Regions from separate parts of the Homo sapiens genome. Here region 1 is linked to region 2. Evidence: chromatin loops called from intact Hi-C (ENCODE). Cell type or tissue: heart left ventricle. All regions are shown on one strand. Each heading gives the region's core, and the rest is flanking DNA. Links, peaks and the distances in the headings are about the cores only. Region 1 overlaps CARS1 (cysteinyl-tRNA synthetase 1). Region 2 overlaps KCNQ1 (potassium voltage-gated channel subfamily Q member 1).

Region 1 (5,217 bases), core at 1-5,000, 310 kb before region 2:
TCACCGGCACCCAGCCTGCTGGCTCCACTAATAAGCTCTCCCTGCAGCATCAGACTGTCCTCGCCCCTGCCCGGGTGCTGCCTGCTGGTTGGAGTGGGCTCTGGTCTCCTCACCTAGCCCCCAAGGCTGCCCTCCGCCCACCATCCCCATCCTGCCCTGGCGCTCTTGCTCCTTCCCAGGTACCCCAAGACCCACTCAGGATAACCCTCACAGTGCTGTCCTGGTCATTGCCTTACAGATCCTCTCTCCTTGGGCCAGGCTCACCATGCTGGTCCATTTCTTCATGTTAGTGGTGCCTGGATCTTTTAGCATTGGTTCTGTTTGTCTGCCTGCTGCATACCTTTGCATCTAGGGCAGGGCCAGGCACCCAGGGGTGCCGCTGAGGATCCCCAAAGGGAATGGAAGAGGGTCGGTGTGCTGCCCGGCACATGGGCTTGTCTCCCCACAGTGGGGAGGGCCTGGTCAGAGTTCAGCCCTCCATGCCAGGCCCTAGGAGAGGGGCTTGTTTGGCTAGACCTCTCACTCCGAGAGACCCAGCAGCCTGAGGCAGCCCTGTCTCATCTGGCTCTGTATTGACCCTCCAGGTTGAAGAGGAGAAGAGGAAGAAGAAAGAGGAGGCGGCCCGGAGGAAACAGGAACAAGAAGTAATGCATTTTGTTTGGGGGTGAGGGCTCTACTGGGCAGGAGTGCACCCTGACCCCATGCCCTGTGGCTCTCTGTGCCTCCGTGGACCTTAGCCAGGCCCCTGCAGACCCTCACAGAAGGAGCTCCGCTTTCTGCCTCCACCACCCAAGGCCTGCCAGGCCCTTCTCACATGGGGTGCAGGGAAGGCCTGGCCAAGGGGAAGGCTGTGCCATGTGGTCACAAGCTCCAAGACAGCGTTTATAGACTTACTACTATTAGGTTTTCTAGTAAGCTTTCCACTATTCCTGTAGAAATAACATCTGGTTTAATTTTAAATTCCTTGTATGTTCCCTCCACCTTGGCTTTCCCCTTCCCATCTTTCATAGCACTCTGAATCTGAGGGCTTGGAAGCAAGTTGAGGGCTGGAGGTATGAGCAGATGTCGTTCACAGTGCGGAGCCCCAGGTGCTGCTCGGGGGCAGTGACTGTGCCGTGTTGCGTGTTCTAGGCAGCAAAGCTGGCCAAGATGAAGATTCCCCCCAGTGAGATGTTCTTGTCAGAAACCGACAAATACTCCAAGTTTGATGAAAATGTAAGCATGTAAGCATCCTTCTCTTCTATTCAGAACTTGATCAGACCACATTAAAGTGGGAGGACAGGAATTTTCAACCTTGGACAAGCAGATTTTCTGTCTGTAGAAAATTTGGAATCAAATCTGACACCCGCTTTAGGTCCAGGGCCTCCTGGCCCAACTACTGAGCTCCTTCCACAGCCCAGGCAGCTAGGCAAGCCCGTGCCAGGGCCCCCTCCACTGGTGTGGTGAGCTCTGGTCCCTAGCCCTGGGAGTTGTGGCCCCGGGCCAAGATCCACCCAGGCCCTCACAAGCTGGCTGAAGTGCCGTGGCGCAGATAGGCCTCCTACCCCCAGTTTCTTCCTTTGTCATAGCGATTCACAGCCACTGCCTCCAAACCTCTAGGCCCCTCCCTGCTGGCATTTGGATGTGTTTGCTATGTACCTTTGGGCCAGCTGTGTCAGAACTCAGCCATGGGTAGGCTCTGAGGGGCACAGTGCCCCTCACCTTAGGCAGGAAGCACCCCCAGACTCTGGTCGCCCCTCTCCCATTCTTAGCTGCTGGAGCCAGCACTGCCAGATGAGTGTGCTGGCTCCAGAGCAGTGTGGTGACTGAATGTCCAAGCAAGAGGACATGGCTGCATCAGGGAGATAGACACTTTGAGACGGGAGGGCAAAGAAAGGGGAGTTGGGGTTACCCAGGTGCAGAGGAGACCAATAGCCGCTGTGCTCTGGGTTTTCAGGGTCTGCCCACACATGACATGGAGGGCAAAGAGCTCAGCAAAGGGCAAGCCAAGAAGCTGAAGAAGCTCTTCGAGGCTCAGGAGAAGCTCTACAAGGAATATCTGCAGATGGCCCAGAATGGAAGCTTCCAGTGAGGGGGCACAGGACTGACTTTTTAAACCATTGTGGACTAGTGGCTGCTGTCTGCCTCAGTGACAATGTCCCAGCGCTCCTATCATGTTTACAGTCACCCTTGGGTCCTAAATTAAGAGTTGTGTTCATGTAGGTTCGTGTCGTCGTTGGCTCTGAGACATTGATAATAAATTTTTCTCAACAGTGAGACCCTCTCTGTCTTGTTCTGCATGTTCAGCACTTGGCAGGAGGCCTGGTGGCCAGCCAGGGCCGCTTGGTCAGCAGGTCACAACTTAGGTGCTTGGGTCAGTTGAGCTGCTTCAGCTGGCCGAGGAATTTCTCCCCCATGCTGATGGCTATCGGCTAATCTCTGGTGTGTGGGCACATTGGGAGGTATTTGAGTAGGAAAAAGACAGGCTCAGACTGGCAGAGCCTGCTGAGCCCTAGACAAAGGCCGCTCAGTCTGCCCTCGGGTTCTGATGAATAAACACACTGCAGGTTTTCCTAGAGCCGTTCCATACTGGGCAGCAGCACAGCGAGTGGCTCAGCAGGCAGGCCCCTGGCGAGCTGCCCAGAACTGCCGCTGGAGACAGCAAGTCCAGGATCTGCATGGCTAATGAGTGAGTTGTGGGGGTGGTCTCAACACAGCAGGGGCCTTCTTGTCCCCAGTGCCCAGTGTTGTCCTTGCCACCCTGCCTCCACACCTGGTTCACCTGGACTAAGAATCACCACCCAGACGCGAAGGTGCTTACCCATCCTTGGCTGAGGAGGGCGTAAGCAGAAACCACAGCCTGCTTCATGCCTGCGGAAGCTGGTGCCAGGCCATATCCATCGGGACAAAAGACAGTCATTGGTGCTGTGGACATCCAGGGGGGGACACTCCATCCAGTGCATGTGGATGGTGGCAGCAGCCTCAGCATGGGGAGTGTGGCAGTGTTGGGTTGTGGGTGCGCCAATTCTTTGTCCTTGCCCTCCGCATGCGCATGCTGTTTACTGCAGTAGTGTGTGACACAGCAAAAGGCTGGAACCAGCCTGTCTGTGCATCAGCAGGGTGCTTGGCACAGCTTGAGAGCACCCACCCAATTATGCAGGGAGCACTAAGGTTATAAATCAATGAGGACAGTCTCTGGGTATTGATAGGCCTGACTTTGAACCTTGTCAGTATTTTATATATAAAAAAATTTAAACCAGCAAGAAAGAAAAGTCCCCCAAACAAAGTAAAACAAACATGTTCCAGTTATCTGTTGCCACTTAACAAATCACCCCAAAACTTCATGGCTGAAAACAACAATGATCATGTTAATAACTCATGGCTCTGGATTGACTGGGCTCAGTTGATTGGTTTTCAGTTGCAGGCAGATGGGGTCATCTCTAAGTTTGTGCCTGGGTCCCACACTAGGGCTGCTTGGGCACCTTTTACCTCTGTGAGACCTGTGTGTGATCTCTCCAGCTTGGCGGCTTCACGGTGGCTGATTTCTGTTGCAACAGCCTATAGCTCCAAAGGTGCGAGTCCTGAGAGAGAGAGAGACAGGAGCTATATGGCCTTTTAGGATCTAACCTCGGAGGTCATGTCCTGACTTCCACCGTCCTCCCTAGCGGAGGCCGTCACAAGGCCCACCCACGTTCGTGCGGAGGGGGAGGCATAGACACTACCCTGTGGTGGGCATTACTGGGTTCCAGAAGGGATGGGAAATACTACTGCAGCTATTTCAGAAAGTACCATCTGGCACAAAAACATAAATCAAATTGGCAACCTCAAGAAAAGAACTTCAACTTTCTGAGAATTGGCCATTTTTTGCTACACATCTTTAATGGGGTATCTTCTAAGGTCAAAGAAAGTACAGAAAAGTCAATTCAATAGTTTTGTTGTTAGTAATAACATTGGCATTATAATTTTCAAACCCTGTATGCCAACACAAATAAGATCACTGACACCCAGGCTGGAGTGCAGGGAAGCAATCTTAGCTCACTGCAACCTCCGCCTCCCGGGTTCAAGCTATTCTTCTGCCTCAGCCTCCCAAGTAGTTGGGATCACAGACACGCGCCACCATGCCCAGCTAATTTTTGTATTTTTAGTAGAGATGGGGTTTCACCATATTGGCCAGGCTGGTCTTGAACTCCTGACCTCAAGTGATCCGCCCGCCTCAGCCTCCCAAAGTGCTGGGATTACAGGTGTGAGCCACTGCGCCCAGCCTAGCAATCAAGTTTTTAATGTAAGACGATAAAATATCAAAGAAGTCAAGGAAAATCACTTTACTATTAAATACGAATTAGAAAAAACAATATGAAGTAACTTGTGATTTTAAAAAGTAGATTGTTTCCTGACTGTGTAGATGGGAAGGGTGGAGAAGCAAGGCAGCCCTGGTGGCACTGAGCAGCCCCAGCCCCGATCTGGGGCTCTAAACCCCATCCCACCCCCTGGAGAAATGGCCAGTTCCAGGTCTGCAGCAGCAGGAGTAGCTGAGCCCAGGCACTCTTGTGCCCCAAAAGGGGAGCTTTCGAACACCAAGAAGTCAGGTCAGGAGGACACTGGACAAGGTAGTGACACATAGCAGCTGGGTGGTATGTGTCAGGGGCATTCTGCTGGGTTTGGAAAAGCCACCCCTGAAAGGTTGCATGCCATGTGATTCCACGTAGATAACATTCTCAAGTAGGAATAGAGAACAGATGGTGGTAGCTGGGGTTAAAGATGGTGGGGGGGCGGGGGCAGGTGGAGGGGAGTGACTGCACAGGGACAGTAGGAGGTGGGGTTGGTGGGGAGGGCACTTCTGTGTTCTTGTTTCCATGGTGATCACACAAATCTGCATATGTGATAGCACAACGTAGAGTCACACACATTGTACCAATGTCAGTCTCCTGTGTTGATCTTGAACTCTGGCCAGGCAAGGTGTGACCATCAGGAAACAAACTGTGCAGTTTTCTGGAAACCTATAATTACTTTAAGGCTTCAGGAGCTCCTACTGGCTAAGTTTGGGACAATTTGAGCATTGAAAAGAATGATTCCAGCCAGGGCAACATAGCGAGACCCTGTCTCTACTAAAAGTCAAAAAAATTAGCCGGTGTAGTGGCGCACTTGTGATCCCAGCTACTCAGGAGGCTGAGGTTGGAGGATTGCCTGAGCATGGGAGGTGGAGGCTGCAAGTGAGCTGCGATCATACCACTGCACTCC
Region 2 (5,479 bases), core at 293-5,292:
AGAGGAAGAGAGCGGTGACTTTATGCAGACCCTTACAGGGTGACAGTGTTTCATAGGCTGAGGGCTGTGATCAACTCTGTGCAGAGTCCCAAAAGCCAAGAACCAACGAATGAATGTGCCTCCATGACTCTCCTGCCAGATACCCTCTAGTGGCTTCTATTTCTAGGAAATAAAATTCAAATTCCATCAGGTTTTTACAAGATCTGCCCTGCTTACCTCTCTGACCACTGTCCTCCCTCACTGAGCTTTGGCTCTGCCAGCCTTCTTCTTCTTTGTTAAATCTGCCAAGTATCCCTCCTGCCCCAAGGCCTTCACCACCTCTGCCTGGCTTGTCTTTTCTGGTGATCTTCCCTTGACAATTCCTTCTTCTTATTTAAATCTCACAGGAAATTTTGCTCTGACCTGCCATATCTGTCATCCCCTTCAGTCACTCACTAGCTGACGACTACCTTTCGAGTCTCTGCAAAGCACAGGCTACGCTTTTCTAGTTCCTTAGACATCTACTTATTTGTTGGCTGCCTATCTCTTCCACCGGAAGAGAGGCCCCAAGAGAGCATATCTGTCTTCCGTATAGGGTCCGCACATGGTGGGTGTGTCACAGATTTCTGTTGAATGGTTTCATTCATTTATTGAACGAAGGAAGAGGCCAGGCCAGGAAAGTGTGCCTCCATTTTCACAACTCAGTGAGAAAGCAAATAGCATGTCAAAATCTGACCCCTTGCAACCAGGGTTTCTTAGCCAGCCACACTGGTAATGCTTGGGACAGGATGTATCTTTGTTGTGAGGGGCTGTCATTTATATTGTAAGATGTTTAGCACCCTGCCTGGTCTCTACCTAGTTGATATTAGTAATTCTCCCATAGTCATGATAGCCAAAAATATCTCCAGACATTGCCATATGTCCCCTGGGGGGCACCGCAGATGACAACCACTTCCTTAGAACAGCTCTTGGGACTGGGATGGTGTCTCTGCTGTGGCTCTTTAAAGGCAGCAGGCCCTGGCTTGCATCCTGCCACATCTAACACCTATAGCCTCACCACCTCGGTGAGAAAGACCCTGGCCCAGGCCTGGCCAATCAGAGTACCCTCTTCCCTGGTCAGCAGTATAATTTGTTTGGCAAGCACTTCCAGTCCCACAACCTATGGGCTGCCACCCAGAGGTTTAGTTGGAACTACGTGTCAGCTGCCGTCCCTCAGCCATCTATGGCATGGGCACCTGTGGCTTGACCAAGTTGGAGGTGGCCTAGAGAGGCCGGGCTGGGCCTGCTCACCTTCTCCAGTTAGTGCAGACTGATGAATGAGTGGTTCTCAGCGGATACCGGATCCAGGTTTGCAGTACACTCCAGGAGGAGGACGAGTAGGGTTTCCCTCAGAGCAGGCCTGGATGGGAGGGCAAGGGGTGGCCTCTAATACTGCCTTTCCTTCCGGTGCCTTTATCAGCCTGTGCCATGCTCCTCTGAACTGGCCGGCCCCAGCATGTCCAGGTTACTGGCAGGAGCCTGTATAACCCAGGGTTCCAGTCACACCAGCCAGGAAGGCCCATGAGGCTGGAGCGCACCCAGTCTCTGGCTGCTCTGTCTGCGGAACTAAAAGCCTTTCTCCCAGAGCCTTTCCTACGGCTGGGCGAAGCTCTTGTTTGCAATTTAAATGTGGCCTCATTTATGGAAGAATCCCTGCTCCTCCGAAAAGCCTTGGGCTCAACCTCCCTAGCAGCCCGGGCCTCAGCCAGGAGAAGAAATGGATCTAAAAGGCCTTTCTCCTGCTAATTGTAGCAATTAGCATTAGAGAATGGGGACTCGATGGGGGGCCAGCGCCTGGCAAAACAAGCTTATTCCCAGCTTAGGCCCAGGCCCAGCTCCACACACTGCTGCTTGGCCAGACTCGGCCCCCACCCAGGGTCTGGTTGGCTTCAGGGCAGGGAGAGAGGGCCCAGGCCTGTGGGTGCTAAGAGCAGTTGTGGAGGGTGTGCATCTGAGTTGTTAAGCCTGGTAGCTGTACAGGTAGCCCTGGGCTATGACTTGTGGTCCTCTCAGAAAAGGGTCTGACTGGAACGCAGAGCCAGACCAGATATTCATGAGTGGATCACAGAGTGTAGACTGAGGGCTATCTGGTGATTGACAGAAAGTAGTCTTGGGGCAAATGACTCTTAAAGAGTAAGGAGCCATTCCCCTCTATGGCTAACTGGATGCCTTTCTCTCCCCCTGCTCCAGAAAGGACTTCCTGTTCCTTCACTGAGCGTGCTTGCTTATGAGGCTTCTGGAAACCAGGAGAGTTCAGTGGGCCTCATTATTGAGCGTATGGGCAGGACAACCTGCTTGGGACATAGGCCATGCTACAGTTGATTTTAGCCAGCTTGCTGCATCTACACAGCACAGTGCCTTCCCAGGCAGTGAATTATGTCTAACAGGCAGGGGAATGATCATTGCCTCATGTTAGGGATGCAGTCATTCAAGAAATATTTGTCAAACACTCAGCAGGTACTAGACCCTGGCCCAGAGGGAGGGATTTGATAGGAGCAGGGACCTGCCTACCCTCCCAGGGTTAGTGGACAAAGGGGAGAAAGACTAACTAATGTTGAAGGACCGTTTGCACCCTGAGGGGAGTGCTGAGGCCTGGGAGCACAGCAGGTGTATAGCAGGAACCCACTGGAACTAGCCTGGGGTCTGAAAAACTCCCTTGGGGAAAGTGGCAGGGGCAGGCCAAGGGCCCTCTGGTGGTAGGGAGCCTGTGAGCACCTGGGATGGAAAGAAGCCAAGCATCTGAACTACCAGAAAGGCAGCTGCAGGATTAAGCAAGACCCACAGGTCTCTAAACTTTGAAAGGATGTCTGTCCACTGAGTAGATAATTGATTGGAATGGGGCAGGGGATGTGAGAATGCCAGTTAGGAGATGCCTGCAGTACAGAGAAATGGTGGCCTATCAGGACAGTGGCAATAGGGATGGAGGGAAGCAGGGAACCTCTAGAACTATGGATGGGTGAAGTAAGCCTGGCTTGGTGATGGGCTTGAGGTGATGGGCAGGTGGTGAGGAAGCGGGTGTATCGGAAATGACCCCAGAACTTCTGACTTGTGCCACTGAAAGGATGGGTGACACTGAAAGGACAGGGGCCTTCAGTAGAGTGGGCTATAAAATGATGGAGGCTGTGGAGAGGAGGTGGGGGCAGGTGACTGGAATGTGGGTCTGGCTGGGTTGGAGAGACATTTGGGGGGTCAGGGCCTCACAGGTGGTCTGGAAGCCCTTGGTGCTGAGGGAACAGCTTAGGGAAATGGTTTGCATAGAGAAAGGCACTGGCATTTAGTGGCCATGCCAGAAGGGAAAACCTGCCAAGGAGACTGAGGATAGAGCCAGAAAGATGGCAAGAAAGCCAGGAGAACTGGAGGGATGGAAAAGAGGACCTAGGGGTCATGGTCCTGGCAGAGGTCACATTGGATCCAGTGCTTGTGATTCTCTGATTGCTGGCAGTGGATGGCCACTGGCCTGCAAATGGCCCTAGTGGAATGTCCCCTGCCTGTGTGGCTCCCTGTGGGCTGCCTCTCCCCTGGACAGATGGGGAGAGACCCCTTCCCCACCTGGTTCTCTGTTTCACCCTTGGAACTGTGGCGGTAAAGAGGACCTCCCCACAGTACGTGCAGGGAACAAGCTAGGTTGACTCCCTCAGGGAGGCCTCGTCCTTGCTGAGGTATTTCATAACCTCAGGATAGAGAAATCCCCCCAACTTTAATGCAAAGCCAAGCAAGCTGAAAAATGGCCTTGAATAGGCTGAGATGAAAAAACAAAGAGGCTGTCAACATCAGAGACTCAGTGGGGGCAGGGAGCTTCAGTGGACTCCCCACAGACAGCAGTTCCTGGGCTTCTATGCCCAGACCCAGAGGCCTGAGCCCAAGATGTCAGGATGGGTGGTCACTGTAAGTGCAGTGGATTGTAGCTCAGGGGTGAGACATCGCCTTTTTCTTGTCAGCTCTCCTTCCTGATTAGTGGCTCAAACAGCCTTCCGAGACTCAAGGGGTTAACTGCAGATCCTCTAACTCCTCCACTTGCTAATTTTTAAACACAGCTGAGCTCTGAGCACCCCTCCCAAGGCTGTGAGAGGCCAGAGGCCAGCACAGACTCTGCACCAGGTCTGCACAGCCTCCACCCCTACTGTTGTCAGGAATCTGCAGGCATCTAGAACAAAGGTGCCTCCATTATTTCCCTCACCCAGCATATCCTGATACCTGAGCCAAGAGTTCACCCAGAGCTTTTGCCCACTTCATTGATGGTCTGGTGGGCTTTTGTTGACACATACCCGTGACTCCCAAATGAACCTTTCAGGTTGGCTTAAAGCCGCTGGGACCTACACATGACAAAACCCAGACGGAAACAGTGGCTTACACTCCTGTGTCCCTAAAGGTACCTGTTCCTAACAGTGGGAGTGCCAGAGCCTGGAAGCTGGAAGCCAAGGAGACAGGGACCTCCCTCCTGCTGACCCCCTGCCAGGCCACATCCACCTAAGGGATTTGGGATCATACTCCATCTTCAACCACTGGGATCAAATGGAAAGCCCTCAGGAATTCTGAGAGACAGCCCCTATACCTATGTGCACTGACACACATACACTGACAAATACGCATTCTGACACATATATGAACATGCACATATGTGTGCCCCACTCCCTGCCAGGAGGTGGGTTCTGTCCCATCTTTGACATGTTACTTCTTGTCCTTCCCTAGGCCCAGTGGCACTTTCTTTGTGATAGGTGCTGAGACCCCCCCGACTGGGCCCAGTGGCTGTTCCCAGGACCCAGTCTCTGCTCTTATCTTAACCCAGCTCTAGCTCCCAGGACCCCAGCCTTTCGCAGGGAGAGAGATAGCTCTTTTGGTCTGGCACATGTTCCATGCCAAGTAGTGGAAACAGCAGCTGCAGGGCAGCCTCAGACTTGACATCATTTAATCCTTGTGACAATCCTACAGGGAGGAAGACACTACACATATGTGCAGATGCAGCAAGGAGCAGCTCAGCCACATGGAATGACTTGCTTGAGGTCACCAGGCACTTGACACAGCAGAGTTTAGCCCAGTCTCTGGAGAGACCAGCCTTCCACATCCTGTCATGCTGGGGAGGGCTGCCCGCTTTTTGTCCCTGCTCCCCCAGTTCTAACCCCGGAAGAGCGATTGTCCCTGCTGTGCCTTCAGCCCAGACAGAAGCAGGCTAGGAGAGGGGAGGAGAGGCAGGGCTGGCCCTCGGAAGGCTCACCTTCCTCAACAGTTCTCTGCTTGGGCAAAGGTCTTCCAAGCAGCCAGGCTCTGAGGCTAGTCACTGTCATCGTTGGGTGAGGCAGCCTGGGAGTACCAGAAGTTGGAGCAGGTGGGAACCTTCCCCAGGGATGGGGCTGGATAGGCAGGGGTGGGTGCTAAGTGGCAGGCCACAACCAGGCACCTGGGAGGGCCAAGCACCACACTGAGAACGCAGTGCTTCCCCTCCCCTCCTAGGCTGCTCAGGAAC

What was found. Peaks named below come from ENCODE experiments on the same cell type or tissue, not always from the same donor. Only the 100,000 strongest peaks of a DNase experiment are listed, where the experiment ranks them.
Region 1: a loop joins it to region 2, with 5 times the contacts of the local background. A loop is called at or near these places in 2 of 110 quality-filtered maps.

What each region holds. Positions count from the first base shown.
Region 1 is chr11:2,997,968-3,003,184 of GRCh38, reverse strand. CARS1 (cysteinyl-tRNA synthetase 1) reads left to right here. Exons shown (of 23, transcript NM_001014437.3): 21 at 585-644; 22 at 1,132-1,215; 23 at 1,937-2,256. The coding sequence ends at 2,071. Among named protein-coding and RNA genes, the nearest start is that of NAP1L4, 8.2 kb to the right of the region's middle. In heart left ventricle, for the core only: no CTCF peak of the experiment used is centred there; DNase peaks (open chromatin) are centred at 1,464 and 2,604; H3K27ac peaks cover 1,428 bases.
Region 2 is chr11:2,689,764-2,695,242 of GRCh38, reverse strand. The region is part of intron 11 of KCNQ1 (potassium voltage-gated channel subfamily Q member 1); the gene reads right to left. KCNQ1OT1 (KCNQ1 opposite strand/antisense transcript 1) reads left to right here. Exons shown (of 1, transcript NR_002728.4): 1 at 1-5,479. Among named protein-coding and RNA genes, the nearest start is that of KCNQ1OT1, 7.5 kb to the left of the region's middle. RefSeq lists an enhancer at 1,505-2,372. In heart left ventricle, for the core only: CTCF peaks have their summits at 2,496 and 2,695 (motif pointing left); no DNase peak of the experiment used is centred there.